2 separate regions of the Mus musculus genome follow, and region 2 is linked to region 1. Evidence: chromatin contacts called from ENCODE POLR2A ChIA-PET data. All regions are on one chromosome and are shown on one strand. The core of a region is the stretch at or near the end of the contact, and the rest is flanking DNA. Distances in the headings are between cores, read along the strand shown. Region 1 holds the start of Zfp235 (zinc finger protein 235). Region 2 holds the start of Zfp61 (zinc finger protein 61).

Region 1 (3,707 bases), core at 538-3,037:
GGCGCTGGAACTACAATTCCCAGAATGCGTCAGCGGAAGCGCCTAGCTCTGTGCTTTTTCCGGGACTACATTCCCCAGACTACTAAAGCCTCCATATGTTCCAAGCTCTTTTAACTGGCATGTGAGCCTTAGAAATCGCTTTTTGGGAGCTCGCTCACCGGGGGTGCTTTTCGGTTTCTTTATTTTTGAAATGCCATGTAAGACATCTATGGATACTTTTTTATTTCTGTTCTGTTTTGTTTTGTTTTGTTTTTTCCCCGAGGCAGTTTCTCTGCGTAGCCCTGGATCTCCTGGAATTCTGTTTGTAGATCAGGCTGGCCTCAAACTGAGAGATCCCTTTGTCTCTCGCTCCCGGGTGCTGGGATAAGAGGTAAGCACCACCATGCCCAGCTGTGGGTCCTTTTTAAGAACACTGAAGTCTCATTTTATATTATATTATAAAAGCTAAAACTTCAACTGCTCAGCTATAGGAGCCTGATTCAGCAGCAGAGGCAGAGTCCCTGAATAGAATCCTCCAGTCACAGGCTGTGGGAGTGATGGTAGAGCACAGGGTGTCTGGGTCACTATTCTACTGCTATGAAGAGACACCATGATCAAAGCTTGTTTCAGAGGCTTAGTCCATTAACATGGCAGAAAGCATGGCTCCCTGCTATTTCCAATCATTCAAATACATAGATGTATGGGGGCCACTGTTAGTCAAACCATCACACTCTGCTACCTGTCTCGATAAGCCTTTGCCCATATCATAATGCCAAATGCGTTCAGCCCAACTTCAAAAGTCCCCACCATCTATTGCAATCCCAATATTTTTTAAAAATCTAAATGTCAAACTTTTATGATACTCATGACAATCTCTTCATTGTAATTCCCTGTAAAATCAAAATCAAAAAGCAGACCACATAATCCAATGTGTTATGGCATAAAATATACTTTACCATTTCTTAATGGGAAGGCAGTATAGTGAGGAAACACTGGACCATAGCAAGACTAAAAACCAAAGGTGGAGGCCAAACTCTGCATCTCCATGCTGATGTCAAAGCACTCTTCAGATGCTTTACTCTTTCGGCTATGTTGGCTGTAACACACTTGTCTCTCTCAGGCTGGTTTCACCTCAGTCTGCAGCTCTCTGCAGCTGGGATCCCATAGTTCTGGCATCTTCAACATCTTGTGGTCTCCGACATAATCCAGGTTCACAGCTTCACTCAATGCCCTCTCTTGGCCACTATGCAGGAACTCTCCTATACTACAACTGCCTTCAGGGCATTTCCTTCATTACTAAGGGAGGCTCAAGAACCCTTTTCTTGTATCCTTGACTCTAAAGCCAGAACCAAGTGTTTCTTGTATCCTTGACTCTAAAGCCAGAACCAAGTGGCCAAAGCTGGCATGTTCTGCTGCTCGATGGTCTGGACCTTGGCCCCATCCGATTCTATGTCCACTATCTTTCTGGAACTGATGGCCTTCCTCGTGCTGAAGCTGGAACTGATGGCCTCCCTCATGCTGAAGCTGTACTGATGGCCTCCCTCATGCTGAAGCTGGAACTGATGGCCTCCCTCATGCTGAAGCTGGAACTGATGGCCTCCCTCATGCTGAAGCTTTTCCTCTTCCTTCTCACAGGCTGGAGGCTTCGCTGGGTGGGGTGTTGCCCTGAGGTCAGCACTCCCTTTATAGCATTCAGAATCAGGCTTTTCCTTAAGCCTTCACGGTGCTTCTTTTCTCCTCACACTCCACACTGCATAGTTCTTTCTGTCTGGCTTGCTCCTCCTCATGCTGGATCTCCATGAGAGCGACTGCTAATAACCACAAGACACAGTCAACACAAGGCTGTCTGGAAATCTCCCCTGCTTATGCCAGTAATACAAAACTCATCAACTTAGCTTCAGGCAGATTTTTAGGATGAGGACAAAAATCACCCACTTTTTTTCCTCAGTATATGACTAGAATGGTTTAGGCCATGTACTGTTTGCCTCTGAAACTTCTTGAGCTGCCCCCCACCCCCAGCTCAAATTGCCCTTGTCTTGCATTCTCCTCCTAGGATGACCCACTAAGCTCTACTAATCAAAAAGCACTTAATAATTTTGTAGTGGAAAGTCCTAAAGTCTTCCATATTCCTTCAACAAACAGCATGGTCAGGCTTGTCACAGCAATACTCCAGTCCCTGGTACCAACTCCTGTCTTGGTCACTGTTCTATTGCTTTGAAGAGATACCACAAGTCCAAGCAACTCTTACCAAAGGAAGCATTTAACTGGGGGCTGGCTTACACTTTCAGAGGTTTAGTCCTTTATCAGAGCAGGAACATGGCAGCAGGCAGGCATGATGCTGAAGAAGTAGCTGAGACTTAGATCCTGATCCATATGCAGAGAGGCAGAGAAAGAGAAATGGACTCACATGTGCTTTTAAAATCTTGATGCTCATACCCAGTGATAGACTTTTTCCAAGAAGGCCACGCCTGCTCACCTTTTAAATCCTTTCAAGGAGTTCCACTCCCTGAAGACTAAGCATTCAAATATATGAGCTATGGGGGCATTCTCAGTCAAACCACAACCTGCCTAGAATCCCCCAGTGAAGGGCTGGGAGCCTGGCTCAGTGGTAGTACTGACACCTGACGTATGTGACTCCTGTATTTGTGCCATAATTACTCTTCTTCTTCCAAACATGCACACACACACACACACACACACACACACACACACACACACACACACTAATTGGAAGCAAAGGGTAAGTAAAACTGGAAAAGCTGTTTTCTTGAGTGCACCAGAAGCTAGGTTTGAGAAACACTGGATTTAACTCATAGCCAATGCTGTGTCCTTGGATATTCACCACCCATACAACCTACAGATACAACAAAAAAAGAAAACCATTTATTGATTCTCACAATAAAAGCAAAGTGCCATATTGAAGCCGGCAAGAAGACTCCATACCAGCTAGCCTGACCTCTTAGTGTGGCAGAAACAAGAGACCCTGCCCGTGGCCTGCAAATGCCTTGGCAGGTACAGGCCCGGGGACCTGAGTTCAATCCTTGAAACACACACAGTGGAAGGAGAGAGCTGACTTTCTGTAATTTACATCTGCCTCTACCACAGGTGCTGCAGCACACTGGTGTACACACACACACACTCACACACACACACACACACACACACACACACAGAGGCATGCAAACACAAATTAATAAATAAATACATAAATAAAGTAAATGACATATTACAGGAAGACGGCTTACTTTGTCTCAGCGAGTTGACAATCCACTTCTGAGCCAACCATGCTGCAGCCACATGTCAGCTTCTTGCTTGGAGGACAGTTCAACTCAGTGCTACTCTCTTGTTCCATCTCCCTCCCTAAAACATAACAAAACCATGTCCATTTACCATGGAGTCTCAGGATCTGCTCTAGCTTGTAGCTCAGGTTATTGACCTAAGTCTAGAATACTGTGTCAGAGACAAGAGTATGGACTGTGTTTACTCCACTGTTATACACCCATTCAATCCTTCTTAAACAGGTTCAGTGTGTGTGTGTGTGTCTGTCTGTCTGTCTATCTGTCTGTGTCTGTGGGTACAGGTGCCCTTGTGGGCTACAAGTGGATGCCAGATCCCCTTGGGCTAAAGTTACCTGTGATTTGTCAACTTGCAGGGAAGAGGGAGCCTCAGCTGAGGAGATGCCTCCATGAGACTGGGCTGTATGCAAGTTTATGAAGCATTTTCATTAT
Region 2 (3,707 bases), core at 493-2,992, 170 kb before region 1:
TCAGCTATGGGCCACAGTAACTATCTCCAACTTGAGTCTAAAGTCAGTGAAATAAACACGGAGCTCAGTTGATTGAAAAGAAAATGATGAGAAACAAGCTAATGAAATAAAGGCAAGCTCTCACTGTATAGGCAACAGCTTCCATCATTTCTTGTAAAGAAGCAGGGACTGAGAAACTTCAGGAGACCAAGGAGAACAAAGCCAGTTTTGGCGGAGAAGGGGCCGGGGGCGGGGCCGGGGCGGAGCTAGTAGAAGCGAAGGGGCGGGGTAGAGGAGAAGGCAGTAGGGACAGAAGGAACTCTGAGACAGCTGAGCCAGGAGAAGCTGAGCTGAGTAGACAGGCAGAGCCGATGTTATAGCTTGGAGCGGTTAGAATGGGGAAAGCCGGAGAAGGACTGTTTACGCTGTTGGAAAACTGAGGGAGGAGTGGCCGGGAGAAATGTTTGAAGGGGCCTGGGCTGGAAACTGGAAGGAGGGAGTTAAGAGAATGGGTTATGCTGTGAAACAGCCAGCCATTTACATCTAGAATTACTACTACGTTGATCAATGGTAATATATTTAACTTTTCTAAGAGCAACTTTAAAAAATACACAGCTGTCCGCTTTGTATTCTTGCCATCAACATGCGATAGTTCAGTTCTCACATGTTATCATTTTCCCCCCACAAGGTAATTTGCCTATATCCATTTCTTTAAAAAAAATTCTAAAGATAAACATGTCCATGTTTGCTACTCTTATTTCTATTGAAATTGCTGAACCATGTTTGAATCTTCACTCCTTTTAAAAAGTTGGCTCTTGTGCTGGGGTTTATGAGTTTTCAAGGGCTGGCAAGGTGGCTCAGCAGGTAAACACTCCTGTTGCCCAGCCTGACAACCTGAGTTGGGTCCCCTGCACCCACATAGTGACTGCAAGGAGATTTACTCCTGTACGCTGTCCTATGACTTCCTCATTTGCGCTGTAACTGTGAGACCCCGAGCGTTCCCCCAAGCCCGTTTTCCCCGATCTCTGGGGATACAGCCAGAAAGAAGCTCTTTGTTCTCTATAGCCAGCAAAAAGCTTTTTTTTTTTTTTTTTTTTTTTTTTTCTGTGCCTTACAACCAGAGATGCGATAATTGTAGGAAGACCTAGCCAGGCCCTTGCTTGGCTCCCTGTGCCAAGGACACGGAGATAGACACAGGAGAGGAGCTATAGCTCACTCCCCCACCTCGCCAGAGAAGAACTGTTGCCAACTCTCCTCCCAACTCCTCCCAATTCCTCACTTTTCCTTTAAAAGACCCCCCCCCTACTGTTACCTCTGGGGGCCGAACTCCCCTGCCCTGCGCGGTCCTCAGCTAGCTGACAATAAAGCCTCTTGTGGTTTTGCATCAGGTGTGGTTTTATTGGGGTGCCAGCTCATCCCGGGACTTGAGCGGAGGTCTCCCCAGTTTCGGGGGTCTCACATAACATGCACGCACGCTCCCCACGCATGCATGAACACACCAATAAATGATTTATTTTATTTATTTATTTATTTTAGTATTTTGGAAAGTTTATTTATTCACTCACTTATTTATTTATTTATTTATTTATTTATGGATGTTTTCTCTGCATGTTTTGTCTGTGTACCTTGTACATGCAGTGCTCGAGGACGCCACGAGAGAGCGACGGGTCCTCCGGAGCTGGAGCAACTACGGTTTTGAGCTCCGCAGTTAGTAGCGCTCTCCGCACCACGTCATCTCTCCAGCGCCAAAGCCTATACGTCCTAAGGCAGACATCCTCCAATGTAAAGACGTTGCTGTCCAAGACTTTCTTAGGGAGTATGGGAAATGAAAAACAACAGGGAAATCCAATACGGGAGGATGGTGCTCCTCCCCTAGCTTCGGGACCGGCCACCCGCGCCTCTGCATCCTCACTTCCGTTACCACTGAGGGAGCCGAGCGTCACGCACGGTTTCTCCACGCGGAATTCTGGGAACTCGTCGGCTTCAGGCTAGCCTGTAGCCATCTGTCCCCCTGGATTTGAGTTATTTTAGCCAGGAACCTCCAGAATGACCCGCTAGATGCTTCTGAGATCGACAGCAATTGCGTCTCGGGTGAAAAGGAAGGAGCGAGGTTTGAAAGGTAAGGAGCAGCGGCGAGCTCCGGAGGGAGCGTCCTGGTGCCTGCAGGCCCTCGGCGCGAGCGGCTTCTGCAGTGCCCCCGCCCCGCCCCGTCCCCGCAGCCCCCTCTCCCTGCCTGCAGCCCTCTCTCTCCCATTCCGCAGCTCCCCTCCCCTCCTGCCCGCAGCCCTCTCCTGCCTTCAATCTCCTTCTCTGGTCCTGCAGCCCTTTCTTGCAACCCACTCTCCCTGCCCTCAGACCCCCTCTTCCGGCCCGCAGCAGCCCTCCCGCCTGCAGCAGCCCTCCCCTTCTGCAGTTTCCCTCTCCCCTCGTTACCCCCCTCCCTCCCTGCAGCCCTCTTTTCCTCTCTGAAGCCCCCTCTCCCTTCCTGTAGTCCCCCTCACTCCTGCAGCCACCTCCCTCCTGCAGCCCCCCTCTCCGCCTGCGGCCACCGCTCCCCTTCTGCAGCTCCCTCCCTGCTCCCGCGGCGCCCACCTTCTCCACCCCCTAGTCGGCTCTGCTTCTGCCCCTGCCGCACTAGCAGATCTCTCTGTGCATATCTTGGGTGTTCTGCAAAAGACAGACATTAGACCTTCCTAGTAGCATACTTGGAGAGAAAAAAAAAAAAAAAAGGATGGTGAAACACTCAAAACTGCCTGGCATGCAGGTCTCATGGAGAGACCATAGTAATACTTCATCCAGTTCTTGGCCGTCACAGTTGTGACCCATCTATGACCTTTAGAGGAAGGAGCTGGCTGCTTGCAGCAGGTACTGGGGCAGGAACTGTGAGATGTAATGTAGGGAATTTTATAATTTTACAATTTTTGGTTTCCCTGCAGCCCTGACTTCCCAAAAAGCAGTGCTGGAAGCCATAAGTGACTAAGATTGGCTGACGCTGGAGGATGTGTGGGTCGTACACCTGGGATTAACTTTTATTAGAGGTGAGTCTATACAGAGTGTTGTGCCCAGATGGCAGAAACCCCGAAGAGACCACCAGGCACCACAACTCGGAAGCAAGCACACGAACATCCTTGTCCTACTTTGAACTTGGGCCACAGACCTTCCCGATGGGACAGGAAGGAGAGTGACCCCCAGCACTAGGTGAAGGGATGGATAAAGGAAAAAAAAAAAACCCACAAGCGGGGGTTTCTAAGCCTTGGCACTGCATGAGAGGGTAAAAGAGTTTTCTTTCCAAGAACCCAAGGGTGGGGGCCATATCCCAGGCTAGCCTCTGACAATAGGCTGTTCAAACCCACATTTTACTGGTCCAAGCTCCCAGAGGAAGCCAGCCAGTATCATGAATATAGGTTAGCACTGGCTTGCAGGGATCTTGAGAGCGGGCTTTGTACATTTATTGAGACCTGTGTGTGTGTACGTGTGTGTGTACATGTGTGTGTGTGTACATGTATGGACGCCGGATGTCAACCTCGGGTTCCCAGGAACCATCCACTGTTTTTCTGTTTAATATTTATGTAGGGGTGGAAAACGTGAGTTGCGGTGTGGGTGTGGCGATTAGAAGACCACGCTGGGGAGATGCTGCCCATCTACCATCCTGTGTATCCTGAGGACCAAACTCGGGCTTGGTGGTAAAAGCTTTTATCCACCAAATCCTCCCTCGTGGACTTCGAGAT

The links. ChIA-PET counts read pairs that join two places held with the same protein, here RNA polymerase II (POLR2A).
Region 2: POLR2A ChIA-PET joins it to region 1 with 11 read pairs in Patski. The contact joins the promoter of Zfp61 here to the promoter of Zfp235 in region 1. POLR2A ChIA-PET finds 5 or more read pairs at or near these places in 3 of 5 experiments (Patski and embryonic stem cell).

Annotation. Positions count from the first base shown.
Region 1 is chr7:24,130,452-24,134,158 of GRCm38, reverse strand. Zfp235 (zinc finger protein 235) reads right to left here and starts at 1,787. Exons shown (of 5, transcript NM_019941.3): 1 at 936-1,787; 2 at 1-10.
Region 2 is chr7:24,297,584-24,301,290 of GRCm38, reverse strand. Zfp61 (zinc finger protein 61) reads left to right here and starts at 1,742. Exons shown (of 7, transcript NM_009561.2): 1 at 1,742-2,098; 2 at 2,916-3,017; 3 at 3,553-3,707.